2 separate regions of the Homo sapiens genome follow, and region 2 is linked to region 1. A link is a contact called in ENCODE Hi-C or POLR2A ChIA-PET data. All regions are on one chromosome and are shown on one strand. The core of a region is the stretch at or near the end of the contact, and the rest is flanking DNA. Distances in the headings are between cores, read along the strand shown.

What was found. A loop is a pair of places that touch in the nucleus more often than their neighbours do. ChIA-PET counts read pairs that join two places held with the same protein, here RNA polymerase II (POLR2A). Pooled maps may share reads with other maps.
Region 2: a pooled map shows a loop between it and region 1 (2.6-fold over the local background). The contact joins the enhancer-like site here to the promoter of SAT2 in region 1. A Hi-C loop is called at or near these places in 1 of 168 maps with a recorded cell type or tissue (sigmoid colon) and 1 of 50 pooled maps. POLR2A ChIA-PET finds 5 or more read pairs at or near these places in 2 of 52 experiments (H1 and activated B cell).

What each region holds. Positions count from the first base shown.
Region 1 is chr17:7,622,228-7,629,872 of GRCh38, reverse strand. It overlaps SAT2 (spermidine/spermine N1-acetyltransferase family member 2), which reads left to right and starts at 2,052. Exons shown (of 6, transcript NM_133491.5): 1 at 2,052-2,303; 2 at 2,459-2,510; 3 at 2,647-2,730; 4 at 2,829-2,930; 5 at 3,080-3,120; 6 at 3,259-3,639. The coding sequence starts at 2,238. The coding sequence ends at 3,426. It also overlaps a transcript of SHBG not described here. RefSeq lists enhancers at 2,064-2,143, 2,624-2,673 and a silencer at 2,354-2,413.
Region 2 is chr17:8,088,747-8,096,391 of GRCh38, reverse strand. ALOXE3 (arachidonate epidermal lipoxygenase 3) reads left to right here. Exons shown (of 16, transcript NM_021628.3): 16 at 1-492. Among named protein-coding and RNA genes, the nearest start is that of MIR4314, 4.5 kb to the right of the region's middle. RefSeq lists a silencer at 2,394-2,473. Within about 2 kb of position 5,173, at least 2 of the 41 ENCODE cell types and tissues checked have a DNase peak (open chromatin) inside an H3K27ac peak, as active enhancers do.

The DNA.
Region 1 (7,645 bases), core at 803-3,302:
AGGTCCTCCAAGATTTCTGTCCACTCGGGGAGCCTGCATTCACAGGCCTGAGGTCTAGAAACAGTCCTCCCCTGCGTCCCAAGTAGCATCCTGTATCAGGACTAGAAATGAGATAATGGAATCCTAAATTTCTAGCTGAGTGACCTTGGGCAAGTCACTTCACCTCTGTGCTTCAGTGTCCTTGTCTGTAAAATGAGGAAAATAATACTTTACGGGGTGACTGTGAAAGAGGGTTCATTGAGAAAATGCAGGCACAGTGCCTGGCATCTGGTCTGAACTCCTCCCCCAGTCTTTTCCCAGGCCTCTGAGGCCTGTCTCCCAAGAAGGTATTGTCTGTGTGTATGATTCAGTGAATATTAAGAAGGGACCTGCCCCCCGCCTCTCAGTTATCTTCCCTTATCCATTTATTACAGGGCCTAAACAGTCTAGCAGTAGAAATCACCCACTCCCTGACCCATTTTATTTTATTTTATTTTATTTTATTTTATTTTATTTTAGACAGAGTCTTGCTCTATCACCCAGGCTGGAGTGCAGTGGCGTGATCTCGGCTCACTGCTGCCTCTGCCTCTCGAGTTCAAGCGATCCTCCTGTCTCAGCCTCCTTAGTAGTTGGGACTACAGGTGCACGCACCACCACGCCCAGCAAATTTTTTTGTGTTTTTAGTAGAGACGGGGATTTCACCACGTTGCCCAGGCTGATCTCGAACCTCTGACCTGAAATGATCCGCCCACCTCAGCCTCCCAAAGTACCTGGATTACAGGCATTAGCCACAAGGCCCGACCCTCCCTGACGCATTTTATTTTATTTATTTATTTTGAGATGGAGTTTCGCTTTTGTTGCCCAGGCTGGAGTGCAATGGCACGATCTCGGCTCACTGTAACCTCCACCTCCCAGGTTCAAGCGATTCTCCTGTCTCAGCCTCCCGAGTAGCTGGGAGTAAAGGCATGCGCCACCACACCTGTCTAATTTTTGTATTTTTAGTAGAGACGGGGTTTCACCATGTTGGTCAGGCTGGTCTCAAATTCCTGATCTCAGGTGATCCGCCTGCCTCTGCCTCCCAAAATGCTGGGATTACAGGTGTGAGCCACTGTGCCCACCCCATGACCCATTTTAAAATGCAAATGACAGACCGGGCTTGGTGGGTCACATCTGTAATCCCAGCACTTTAGAAGGCTGAGGCGGGCAGATCACTTGAGGTCAGGAGTTCCAGACCAGCCTGGCCAACATAGTGAAACCCCGTCTCTACTAAAAATACAAAAATTAGCCAGGTATGGTTGCCCATGCCTGTAATCCCAGCTACTCCGAGGGTGAGGCAGGAGAATCGCTTGAACCCAGGAGGGAGAGGTTGCAGTGAGCCGAGATCGCGCCACTGCACTCCAGCCTGAGTGACAGAGTGAGAATCCGTTAAAACAAAAAAAAAGAGAAGAAAAAAGAAAAAAAAATTAGCCGGGCGTGCCGGTGCGCGACTGTAGTTCCAGCTACTCCGGAGGCTGAGACAGGAGGATCGCTTGAACTCGGGAGGTGGAGGCTGCAGTGAGCAGAGATCGCGCCACTACACCCCAGCCTGGGCGACAAAGCAATACACCATCTCCAAAAATAAATAAATAAATAAATATAAAAATAAAACATTTAAAAAATGCAAATGCCCCCAAGAGGTAACACTTCATGCTACTCAAGAGCTGCAGGAAACAGCTTTCAGAGCTGAGGGTCTTAAGGCTTACCCAGGGTCTGGGCGGGTGAGTGAGCCTGAGGCTAAAGCAGGTTATCACTGCATATGTCAATTTAAAAAGCACTGCGGGGGAGCCTTTGAACCGCGGGGTATCTCGACCCAGGTTGGGACACCCACACAACCGCAAGGAAGCCGCTTCACTCCAACCTTGAACTCTACCCAGGAGCCCAGTCACAAGATCCAGCTGTCGGGGGTGGGGCTTGGGGGGGACGCGGCCGTGCCTGTTCTCCAAGCTGATTGGCTGACAGTTGTGCCCCCTGCTGCGACAGAATTCGAGGGGGTGGGGCTATGCCCGGACAGAGGATCGCCTCGCTGGCCTACTCTCTCCTCCCGTACGGCGCCGGAATCCCAGCTCCACTTACCAGGCCGCGGCTACCCCGCCGTCCCCCCCGACTCCCGCCACCCCGCTCTCTCAGGCTCTTCAGGATCCAAGTCCGTAGGCCCTTTAAGGGGTCTAGTTGCCGTTTGCGAGGCCCTGGGACTTTGGTCCCAGACAGCGGGGATCCGGATGGCTTCCGTGCGGATCCGAGAGGCCAAGGAGGGAGACTGTGGAGATATCCTGAGGCTGATTCGGGTGAAGACTGCAGGCCGGTAACCCGGGGGTCAGAGTGGCGCGGCCAGAGCGGGGTCGTAGGAGGCGGGGGCAGGGGGAGGGGCTCGCCTTGGGAACCTGCTCGGGGAGCAGCGGGGCCCTTCTGCTCTAATCTAGCTTCCGTACCCACGCCTTAGGAGCTAGCCGAATTCGAAAAACTCTCGGATCAGGTGAAGATCAGTGAAGAAGGTGGGGGCTCAGCGCCCAGGTTCTGGCGGAGGCTGGGGAGGAAATGAGGGATGGGTTCCCCAGGCGACAGCTCCAGGCTGGGCATACACCCACGTCCTCTTTCTCTATCTCTTTGTCACAACTCCAATCTCGGCAGCCCTGAGAGCAGATGGCTTTGGAGACAATCCTTTCTATCACTGTTTGGTAGCAGAGATTCTTCCAGCGCCCGGGAAGCTACTGGGTAAGAGCACCTGGCCCTTAGAAGTCCACCTCTCCAGCCGGCCTCAGAGGTCTCCCCACAGGCTTCCAGAAGCCTTACTCCCCTTTTCTCTCTCTCAGGGCCCTGCGTGGTGGGCTATGGGATATACTATTTCATCTACAGTACATGGAAGGGACGCACCATTTATCTGGAGGATATCTATGTGATGCCGGAATATCGGGGTACTGGGCAGAAGCTGAGGCTGGGGTGGGAGCAAAGCACCCCACAGACCCCACTGTTATCCCCTGTCCCCAGAGCCCAGCCGGTGTCATTTTCTGATCCCCTTCAGCTCAAACAATAGCTATTTTTTGCCTCTTTCTCTCCACAACAGGTCAAGGGATTGGTTCCAAAATAATCAAAAAGGTGGCTGAGGTGAGGAGATGGGTGGGGCGACAAGTGAGGACCTGAAGAAGCAAGGGTATATGGAGGGGGGACCCGGGTTGAAAGAGGGAGTGAGAAAACCTTTTTCTTTTTTGACCCCAGAAAAGTTAGTGTTGTCTTCTCCCACAGGTGGCCTTGGATAAGGGCTGCTCCCAATTCCGCCTGGCCGTCCTGGACTGGAACCAGAGGGCCATGGACTTGTACAAGGCCCTAGGAGCCCAAGATCTGACGGAAGCTGAGGGCTGGCACTTCTTCTGCTTTCAAGGAGAGGCAACGAGAAAGTTGGCAGGAAAGTGACGCCATCCCTAGGAGGATCTCTGTCTTGAGTTTCTCCTTCCCCATCAGCTGAAGCACTCTTCAGAGACTACGTCCACAGACACTGATGCTGAGGCCTCCCTGGAGGAAGGAGGGTTAGGGGTGCCTATCCTCAAGTATTGGAAGAGCAGAATTGAGGGAGAGACCTTTCTTCCTTGTTGAGGGTGAAAAATAAATAAGAATTACATGTCCTGATGTGGTGTTGGGTCTTTCTTTTATTTCTTTTTTTTTTTTTTTTTGAGACAGAGTCTCTGTCGCGCACGCTGGAGTGCAGTGGTGCGAACTCCGCTCACTGCAACCTCTGCCTCACGGGTTCAAGCAATTATCCTGCCTCAGCCTCCCGAGTAGCTGGGACTACGGGTGCGCACCACCATGCCCGGCTAATTTTTAGTAGAGACGGTGTTTCACCATACTGGCCAGGCTGGTCTCCAACTCCTGATCTCGTGATCCGTCCGCCTCGGCCTCGAAAAGTGCTGGGATTACTGGTGTGAGCCACTGCACCCAGTCCAAAGTCTTTTTTTTTTTTTTTGAGATCAAGTCTTGCTGTTGTCCTCAGGCCAGAGTGCAAGGAGTGCAAAGGTTTGATCTTGGCTCACTGCAACATCCGCCTCCCGGGTTCAAGTGATTCTCCTGCCTCAGACTCCCGAGTAGCTGGGATTACAGGCGCCTGCTACCACATGCGGCTAATTTTCGTATTTTTAGTAGAGACGGGGTTTCACCTTGTTGGCCAGGCTGGTCTCAAATTCCTGACCTCAGGTAGTCCGACTGCCTCGGCCCCCCAAAGTGCTGGGATTACAGGTGTGAGCCACCGCGCCCAGCCCACAGTCTTTTCTTTTTCTTTTTATTTTTTTTGAGACAGAGTCTCGCTCTGTCACCCAGGCTGGAGGGCAGTGGTGAGATCTTGGCTCACTGCAAGCTTTGCCTCTTGGGTTCTCACCATTCTCCTGCCTCAGCCTCCTGAACAGCTGGGACTACAGGCCCCCGCCACCACGCCCGGCTAAGTTTTTGTATTTTTAGTAGAGACGGGGTTTCACCGTGTTAGCCAGGATGGTCTCGATCTCCTGACCTCGTGATCCACCCACCTTGCCTCCCAAAGTGCTGAGATTACAGGCGTGAGCCACCACGCCTGGCCTGACAGTCTTCATTTTCAATCTGGTATGCCCTACAAAAGCTCATGCCTGGCCGGGCTCAGTGGCTTATGCCTGTGATCCCAGCAGTTTGGGAGGCCGAGGCGGGTCGATCATCTGAGGTCAGGAGTTCAAGAGCAGCCTGACCAACACAGCAAAACCCCATCTCTACTAAAAATACAAAATTAGCCAGGCGTGGTGGCAGGCGCCTGTAATCCCAGCTACTCAGGAGGCTGAGGCAGGAGAATCGCTTGAACCTGGGAGATGGAGGTTGCAGTGAGTCAAGATCATGCCACTGCACTCCAGCCTGGGCAACAAGAGCAAAACTCCATCTCCAAAAAAAAAAAAAAAAAAAAAAGCTCACGCCTGTAATCCCAGCATTTTGGATTTTGGGAGGCCGGCAAATTGCTTGAGCCCAGGAGTTCAAGAGCAGCCTGGCCAACATAGGAAAGCAAAGTCTCGTCTCTACAAACAATACAAAAAAAGCCAGCACGCAATGGCATGCTCCTCTAGGCCCAGCTACTGGGGAGGCTGAGGCATGAGAATCGCTTGATCCCAGGAAGTGGAGGTTGCAGTGAGCCGAGATCATGCCACTGGACTCCAGCCTGAGTGACAGAGCCATACCCAGTCTCAAAAACAAAAACAAAACAGCAACAACAAAAATCTCAACACTTTGAGAGGTTGAGGGTGGAGGATCACTTGAGCCCAGGAGTTCAAGACCAGCCTAGGCAACATGGGCAAGACCACATCTCTACAAAATTAGGCCGGGTGCAGTGGTTCATCCTTATAATCCCAGCACTTTGGGAGGCAGGCAGATCACTTGAGGTCAGGAGTTCGAGACCAGCCTGGCCAACATGGTGAAATCCCATCTCAACTAAAAATACAAAAATTAGCTGGGTGTGGTGGCACCCATGTAATTCCAGCTACCTGGGAGGTTGAGGCATGAGAATCGCTTGAACCCAGGTGGCAGAGGTTGCAGTGAGCTGAGATTGTGCCACCGCACTCCAGCCTGGGTGACAGATGGAGACTCTGTCTCAAAAAAAAAGAAAATGGCCAGGCGTGGTGGCTCACGTCTGTATCCTAACACTTTGGGAGGCCAAGGCGGGTGGATCACTGGAGGTCAGGAGTTTGAGACCAGCCTGGCGAACAGGGTGAAACCCTGTTTCTACTAAAAATACAAAAATTAGCTGGTCTTGGTGGTGCAAGCCTGTAATCCCAGCTACTTAGGAGGCTGAGGCAGGAGAATCACTTGAACCTAGGAGGTGGAGTTTGCAGTGAGCCGAGATTGCACTACTGCACTCTGGGCGACAGAGCAAGACTCTGTCTAAAACAAACAAACAAACCCAAAGAAAACAAAAACTAAATAAATAAAATTTGCCCAGGTCAGTAACAAATGCCTGTAGTCCCAACTACTCAGGAGGCTGAGGTGGGAGGATCACCTGAACCCTAGAGGTCGAGGCTGAAGTGAGTCACGTTTGTGCCACCACACTCCAGCCTGAGTGACAGAGTGAGACCTTGTCTCAAAACAAAAAAAAAATAATAGGTTGGGTACAGTGGCTCACGCCTATAATCCCAGCATTTTGGAAAACCAAGGTGGGTAGATCAATAGAGTCCAAGAGTTCAAGACTAACCTGGGCAACAGGGCAAAACCCGGTCACTGCAAAAAATACAAAAACATTAGCCGAGCTTGGTGGCAAATGCCTGTAGTCCCAGCTACTGGGGGGCTGAGATGGGAGGACGGCTTGAGCCTGGGAGGTTGAGGCTACAGTGAACTGAGAACCTGTCAATGCACTCTAGCCTGGGTGACAGAGCAAAGCCCTGTCTCAAAAAACAAACTTTAATCACTAATGCAGAAGATAAAAGAGTATAAACTAGGAAACTTAATACTTCCAAAATTTTGTTTGTTTGTTTGAGATGGAGTTTCACTCTTGTTGCCCAGGTTGGAGTGAAATGGCACGATCTCACTCACTGCAACCTCCACCTCCTGGGTCCAAGCAGTTCTCCTGCCTCAGCCTCCTGAGTAGCTGGGATTACAGGCATGCGCCACTACGCCTGGCTAATTTTGTGTTTCTAGTAGAGATGAGGTTTCTCCATGTTGGTCAGGCTGGTCTCCAATTCTGACCTCAGGTGATCTGCCCACCTCGGCCTCCAAAAGTGCTGGGATTGCAGGCGTGAGCCACTGTGCCCGGCCAATACTTCCAAAATTTATCTTGCCCCCATCTTGTTTTGTCTTTGGTTTTCAGAGTTTACTTTTTTTTTTTTTTTGAGACGGAGTCTCGCTCTTTCGCCTAGGCTGGAGTGCAGTGGCGCGATCTCGGCTCACTGCAAGCTCTGCCTCTCAGGTTCGTGCCATTCTCCTCCCTCAGCCTCCCAAGTAGCTGGGACCACAGGCGCCTGCCACCACGCCCAGCTAATTTTTTTTTTTTTTGTATTTTTAGTTGAGACGGGGTTTCACTGTGTTAGTCAGGATGGTCTCGATCTCCTGACCTAATGATCTGACCACCTCGGCCTCCCAAAGTACTGGGATTACAGGCGTGAGCCACCGTGCCCAGCCCAGGGTTTACATTTTTAATGTTATTACCCTCACCTTGGTCCCAGATCTTACTAATATTCATAGAATATCTTTGCACTCCAGTATCACTCCATTTTCACAACCACCCCCATGTCTACATCCTTGGGCTCCAGCCCATTCATCACTTCATTAGCCATCTATAAAATGATCCTGGCCAGGCCAGGCGCAGTGGCTCACGCCTGTAATCCCAGCACTTTGGGAGGCCAAGGTGGGCAGATCACCTGATGTCAGGAGTTCCAGACCAGCCTGGTCAACATGGTGAAACCCTGTCTCTACTAAAAATACAAAAATTAGCTGGGCGTGGTGGTGGGCACCTGTAATCCCAGCTACTTGGGAGGCTGAGGCAGCAGAATTGCTTGAACCCGGGAGGTGGAGGTTGCAGTGAGACAAGATTGAGCCACTGCACTCCAGCCTGGGTGACAGAGTGAGACTCCCTCTTACAAAAGAAAAAAAAAAGTGATCCTATTAGGTGTTGGGGCTGATTGGAGTGGGGTGAAAAGGG
Region 2 (7,645 bases), core at 3,924-6,423, 460 kb before region 1:
CAATAGCCCCTCCGAAAGGAAGGAACCGCTTCACTTCTTGCCCCACTTGGGGCAGCCTCTTGTTCCAGCCTCTTGGAATGCCCAGCTTGGGTTTCTGAGCTTTTCTCCCTCATCCTCCCCAATCCCCAAACTCCTTCTCCTACCATGCCTTTCTACGTTCTCTTTCTTCCAAGCCTAGAGCCACCAGCCCAGCTTCCTTCTCTGGAAAAGCCTGGAAACTGGGCACAGAAGGACTGTGTGCCTGGGTCTAACATGTGGTCCCCTTTGTCCCTAGCACCTTTAAGGGGAGGGGAAGAATTGGAGGGCAGCTTGCCTGGACCCCTAACGGCTGTTCTCAGGAACAGGTTCCCAGGCCTGGGGTGTTTGTGGAGATCTGTCTTTCTCCAAAGATTTCATCCAACTCCCCTTTCATCCCACTCCCTTTCATCCCATTTTTTTCTTTCTGTCCTTGAGCCCAGTGAGTTCAATAAAAACCAAAATATTTGGCTCTCATTTTGTTTTGCTGCTTTGATGTGTGTGTGTGTATGGGTGGGTGAGGTTGGGGGTGCCAGGGGATTGCAGTGAGGGGCAGCAGTGGATCCGTGGATCATCTATTCTGGAGACAGAAGTGTCCCGGCTCAACGCACTATCCAGCCAAGCCATATATTCCTGCCCTCACCTTCCAGAGTGCATCATCAGGAGGTGAGGGAATGTCTGGATTCAGGGGACTGAGAAGTGGAATAGTGAGTATTTTGTGAAGCCTCAGAGTCTGGGTAATTGTTAACGTTGCCACCGAAATCCAGTTCTCCTCCTGGACACATGGAAGGCTCAGCCTCTGGCCCTCTTGTGGATGGGTACAGTCACAGGATGAGTTTTGGTTGAGTTGGGAGCAGAAGGGATGAGGATCGTCTCCAGGCCACACGGAGACCCCTGATTTCCTTCTCTCTGCCTCTCCCTTCCGGAAGCACATGTTGAGATGGCACTTGCTTGTGTGTCCAAGGGACTGTAGAAGAGGCCCCCGCTGACTGAGCCAGACATGGACTGAGTGAGAAATAAACTTGTCAGGTGAAGCCACTGGAATTTGGGGGTTGTTACTGTGGTATAGTCTAGTTGATCCTGGCCACATGGCTGGTAATATGGGGAGTCTGATTTTCTCCCTTCCAGCCCCACAGCCCTTAAACATAGAGATCTGTGCAGCCTCAAGTCAGTCTCCCCGGTCTTCTTAATCCACAGCCGCCCAACACCCTGGTTTTCTGCTTCCCCAGACCTCAGATCCAGCCCACCTTCCTTCCTTCCTCTGCCACCTGAGTCAAATTCTGTGCCTGACCCAACCCTGGTCATGGCCTCTCTCTGGCGGGATCACAGTGTCTTTGGACAATGACAGGGTAACTGCTCCCCCATCCCTGTGGTGCCCGTGGTAGGGGGATCAGATGGTTTTAGTGTCAACGTAATAGGCGACCCACCCAGAGCTTCACGTGGCTGGGGGCTTTGCGGGCTGCAGTGTGTCTCAGCCCCAGTGCAGACCATGGTCAGTGTTCGTTCCTGGAGTTAGTGGGGATCCACAGGCTGCCTTGGCTGGGGCTGCCATTGTCTAAGAAAACAAAGAAATCATCTAAGAATCTAAGAAATATCTTAAATCATCTAAGAAATATACAGCCAGGCGCGGTGGCTCACGCCTGTAATCCCAGCACTTTGGGAGGCTGAGGCGGGTGGATCATGAGGTCAAGAGAGCGAGACCATCCTGGCCAACATGGTGAAACCCTGTCTCTACTAAAAATACAAAAATTAGCTGGGTGTGGTGGTGTGCGCCTGTAGTTCCAGCTACTCCGGACGCTGAGGCAGGAGAATTGCTTGAACCTGGGAAGCGAAGATTGCAGTGAGCCGAGATCGTGCCACTGCACTCCAGCCTGGTGACAGAGACTCCATCTCAAAGAAAAGAAAAGAAAAGAAAAGAAAACAACATGTGTTTTCAGTACAACCGCAGCTCCACGAAGAGCTCCACGCCTAACCACATTTCCTCCCTAACTAAATTGCCATCCCAAAGCCCTGGCATATTGAAATTCTGGGGCGGCCAACTGTCCCATTACATCCCAGCCCAAGAATCTTCTCTGTTGTCAACCAAACCACTTCTCCCTTTGCTCGCGCGCGCGCGTGTGTGTGTGTGTGTGTGTCTGTGTGTGTGTTGGGGAAGGCTGTCTTTGGCTGTTGAATTTTCACTTTCTGCATCTGTGATCCTTGGAGAAGAGGATCCTCATACCACTGTGCTAAAGAGGTGTGTTTGCAGATATCTCACATGCAGATTGCAACCTAAGGACTTATCCCAAATCACCAGTTTTGTTCACTGTAGAACAAATCAAAGGACTAAGAAATACTCAGGGGCGCCCCCTTGTGGCCACCAGGGGTGAGGGTGAGGCTGAGGCTAGGTGCGCAGTGCAGGCCCCTTTGACCTTGCGCCTGGCTGCCAAGCATTTTAAATAGAGCTATGTATTTGTTTTATTTATTTATTTATTTATTTATTTATTTATTTATTTATTTATTTATTATTCTTTGAGACGGATTTTCGCTCTTGTTGCCCAGACTGGAGTACAATGGCACGATCTCGGCTCACCGCAACCTCCGCCTCCCGGGTTCAAGTGATTCTCCTGCCTCAGCCTCCCGAGTAGCTGGGATTACAGGCATGCACCACCACACCACCCCGGCTAATTTTGTATTTTTAGTAGAGACGGGGTTTCTCCATGTTGGTCAGGCTGGTCTCAAACTCCCAACCTCAGGCGATCCACCCACCTCGGCCTCCCAAAGTGCTGGGATTATAGGCGTGAGCCACCGCGCCTGGCCTGTTTCATATTTTAAAATGGTGTATGCAAAGGATCTGATTCAATGACAGAGACGTGATAGCTCCTCAGTAAGTGACAGCTGCCAGTATTATTGTTGGGTGCGCAGTGCAGGCCCCTTTGACCCTGGGGTTGGAAGCAGCAGTGAAAAGGGCATGGGCATGCTCAGGCACCCTGTCCCCCAAGAGGATGAACACTCCTTGGGCCTCCACAAAGGCAGCATTAGTAGGCATGCCTATCCTGAAAAATGCCCCTGAGCCGGAGAGGGAGGGACCAGGGCGGGTCATTGGAATCTGGTTTTCCAGAAAGGCAGCTTGGAAAGAGATTTATTGGGCAGACACACCTGGTACACTTAGGATGTCCTGCCCTGACTCTGGGGACAGGACATGGGGAGGAGGCTCACATCAAGTTTCTGGAGCCCTGTGAGGTCAGGAGCTCCCCTCAGCTTACACTCTGCCCTCCACTGTTTTTTGGTCAGTCTAAAAGGTCAACTGGTATAATGGGAAGCACACCAGCCTCCTTCCCCAGCTGATCTTGAGCAAGTCCCTCGGCCTCAGTGGTCCCAACCTGTCAGATACATGAGTGGGACGAGAAGACCTGAAAAGCCCTTTCCAGCGTTGACATCCTAGCATCGCTTTGCTTCGTGGCTCTTGTCTGCCTAGATGCTGTTCTAGATTTTGGGAGAGCAGCTGTGAGCTCCCCAGGCACAACCCCTTCTTTCACCCTTCTTATGGGTGCTGGAGAGACAGACAATAAACGCATCAATAAACAGATAAAGATCCTTTTGGGCGGTGGCAAGTGCAGTTGGAGATACAACCAGGTGGCAGGGTAGCATGATGGAGGGCGGAGGGCGGGGAAACATGAGGGACGGTGGTCAGGGAGGGACTCTGAGGAGGTGACACTAGAGTTGAGACCTGGATGACATGAACAACACACGCTTAGGGTCGGGTGCGGTGGCTCACTCCTGTAATCCCAGCACTTTGGGAGGCTGAGACAGGCAAATCGCTTGAGCTCAGGAGTTTGAGACCAGTCCCGGCCACGTGGCAAAATCCCATCTCTACCAAAAGATACAAAAAATTAGCCAGGTGGACTACGCCTGTGGTCCCAGCTACTCGGGAGACCAAGGTGGGAGGATCGCTTGAGCCTGAGAGGTGGAGGTTGCAGTGAGCTGAGATTGCACCACTGCACTCCAGCCTAGGTGACAGAGTGAGACACCGTCTCAAAACAAACAAACAAACAAACAAACAAACAAAACCACTCTTGAAACAGCTTGAACAGCTTGGTTGAAACAGCTTGAACAGCTTGGGGGAAGGGTATTACAAACCCAGGAATGGCAAATGCAAGGGTCCTGAAGGACACATGTTCTGGGTACAGCAAGAAGGCCAGAGTGGCTGGAAAAAGGTGTCGGGAAGGCATGGTCTTGTAGACATGATAAGTCCTTGGATTCGTCTCTTTTCTTTCTTTCTTTCTTTCTTTTTTTTTTTTTTTGAGACGGAGTCTCTCTCTATTGCCCAGGCTGGAGTGCAGTGGCGCTATCTTGGCTTACTGCAATCTCCACCTCCCCTGTTCAAGCGATTCTCCCGTCTCAGCCTCCTGAATAGCTGGGATTACAGGCGCGTGCCACAACGCCCGGCTAATTTTTGTATTTTTAGTAGAGACGGGGTTTTACCATGTTGGTCAGGCTGGTCTTGAACTCCCGACCTCATGATCCGCCTGTGTTGGCCTCCCAAAGTGCTGGGATTATGGGCATGAGCCACCGCGCCTGGCCCTTGGATTCATTTCTACGGACAACCCCATTTTAAGCTCTGGTGAACTTTAAGCAGGGGAGTGGCGTGATTTGATTTTTCTTTCTCTGTGTCTTAGGAGAGTGGGTCCCCAGGAGTTAGTTGCTCCTTGCCTTGCAGGGCTTGGGGTGGGGTCAGGCACGGGGGATACCCCAGCAGTGAGAACTCAGCTTCCTGTGTGGATGGCCCCTAGTTAGCAACCCCAGTGAGTGTGAATCCTTCCCAGAAACCTCTCCTCCTCACTGGCTCCCGCCCCTGGTCCAGGAGAACCAGTTCTTCAGCCCAATGAGCACCTATCAAGAGTCACGCGTCTACGTTTTGGTCATAGCTGGGGAGTGCCCCATCTACATCCTCATGCCTGATCCCGTCCCTGTCCCTGCCCCAGCCACATTGACATCCTCAGCATCCCTGCCTCCATCTCCGTCTCCCTCAGGAACCTAATTCCCACTCCACACTGGAGCCCTGAGCAAACCCAGGGCCACCCTGGGATTTGGGTTGGAGGAGACCTATTGGTAGCAGGATATGACTCAGTTTGCCCAGTCCACTGCCCTGCTTCTCACCAAGCCTCAGCAGCCCCCTGGGGACACAGGGCAAAGGGGAGAGATTAGAAAGAGGAAGCTGGGAGAATTTGCATGGAATTTGCATCTTAAGATTTGCATCTTCAGGCTCCCAGCATCCTCCAAGAGTCATCGAGGTGGTTGAGGAGGGAGATCCCAGGGGGGAGATCCAGCTGGACGGCTTCTGTCTGCAGCCCAGGACAGCCAGCCCTGCCACCCAGAGCTGGGCACAACCCTCATCCTCAGCCTTCTCCCCTCTCCTCCCTCCCTCCCCACCCAACCCCTTTCCCTCCCCTACACCACGCCTTGCCCCTTCTCTCACCCTGAGCCCAAGTCAGCTCTCTTCGGATCTTCACCATAACTCCAAAGCCATCATCGATTCAATCCCCAGCCCTGACCTTGTCCTTGTCATTAACCCATTCAACTATGTTTTCGGTGTCTCCCAGGTACCAAGTATGACACCAGGAGATGGGGACAAAACCAAAAAAAAGTATGGACTAATTTATTAGAGAAAACAGACATCAATCAAAGATGTTAGCTATAGTGCTGTGAGAGCCATGTATAGTGAAATTTGGCTTTCCTGGAAAAAGCAATTATTGAGCTAAGATCAGGAGGAAGAGGAAACGTGACCTCAGTTTGAGAGGTAGAGAGGGAACAGCATGTGCCAAGGCCCTGGGATGGTGACGAGCTGACTTCACTTCCTTCAGGTCTTTACTCAAAAGTCTTCTTCCCAAGGAGCCCTCCTTGGCCACTCTGTATCTAAAATATCCTCCTTTTCTTTTTTCTGAGATGGATTTTCGCTTTTGTTGCCCAGGCTTGATAGCAATGGCATGACCTTGGCTCACTGCAACCTCTGCTTCCTGGGTTCAAGCTATTCTCCTGCCTCAGCCCCCGAGTAGCTGGGATTACAGGCATGCGCCACCATGCCCGGCTAATTTTTATTTTTAGTAGAGACGGGGTTACTCCATGTTGGTCAGGCTGGTCCCGAACTCCTGACCTCAGGTGATCCGCCCACCTCAGCCTCCCAAAGTGCTGGGATTACAGGCATGAGCCACCATGCCCGGCACTCCTCTATTTTTTATATTATCCTTCCCTGTTCTCTCTTTTCTCTTCAGCACTTATCACTATTTAACATACTATTTAATGTATTTGGTTACTAGGTAATATTGTCTGCTTCCCTCACTTGAAGGCAAGCTCCATGGGTGCAGGGGTTTGCTTTGATCGCATTGTATTTTCAGGACCTGACACAGCGCTGAACACACAGTAGGGGTTCGGCCAGTGTCTGTTGATGAATGAATGAAAGGCACGTGGTCCCAGACAGAAGAGAGCAAAGGGGAATGTGAGGGGTGAAGCCAATCAGGCAGGCCGTGGGGGCCACGGGAGGGGATGGTGTCACTGTCCCAAAGGTAAAGAGGAGCCACTGCCAGGCTTGATCAGGGTTGGGAGGAGGGAACATAGAGAGTGATGTGAACAGATTTGGGTCTGGAAAAGATCATTTCAATCCCCAACTCCAGCCACATCTGTGTCTCTAACCTAAACCTGAATTGCAGTTTCGACCCCATTCCACATCCAGTCTGGAACCTACTGGAACCTTCTCTTCATCTCACAATCCCAGCCCCCTCTGACCCTAACTTGGCCTGGGCATTGAATGACCTTCCTTCGATGGTGATGGAAGCGTGCCATCAGGGAGGAAAGCAGGGCTATGCTTCCTGGTTGACAGAAGCTGCTCCTCGGAGGTGAAAGGAAAGAGGACAGGTCCAGAAAAAGGGAATAGGAACGTGCCTGCCTCCTCACTCTCCCTGGGTCCCAAATCCTATCTTTGGAGAGTCTATCTCTGACTCTCTCATAATGCTCTTCACCTTACTCCTAACACCTTCTCCCTATCCTGCGGCTCTGACTTCTGTGATTCTATCAGCAACTAGTTCCCAATCCCAACCTCCCACGCTTATTTTCTTCAGAGCACTTAGTATCCAAAATTATAGTGAACAAATTCTTGTTTACTGTTTCTTTCACTTCTTTCCCAGCTATTCCGTAAGCTCCATGTATGTTTCATTTCTTCTCTGCCTCTGCAGTGCCTAGAACGCCGTGCACCGTGCTCACTACATATCTGAGGGAGGAACGACCTGGTTCCCAACAAACACAGTTCCACTGGAGCTCAGCCCTGCCTCCAGCCCTCTTCCTAGCTTCATTCTTTTTTGGGAGGGAAGTGAGGGTATGTACTTTATGAAATTAAAGGATAACACATAATGAAATGAATGAAGTACCCTAGACGCCCCTCAGATCAAGATAAGAACACCTCCAGCAGCCTATATGGCCTCCCTCTGCCAGGGATACTCACCAGTAGAGGTTGTCTGAGAATTGCTCAGTTTTGCTGGTTCTGGAAGTTCCTATCAATGGATAACAGAACGTATCCCCTTTAATGTCTGGCTCTTTTTGCTCAGTATCATCTTTGTGAGACTCATCCGCATTGCAGTTCATTCTTTTTATTCCTGGG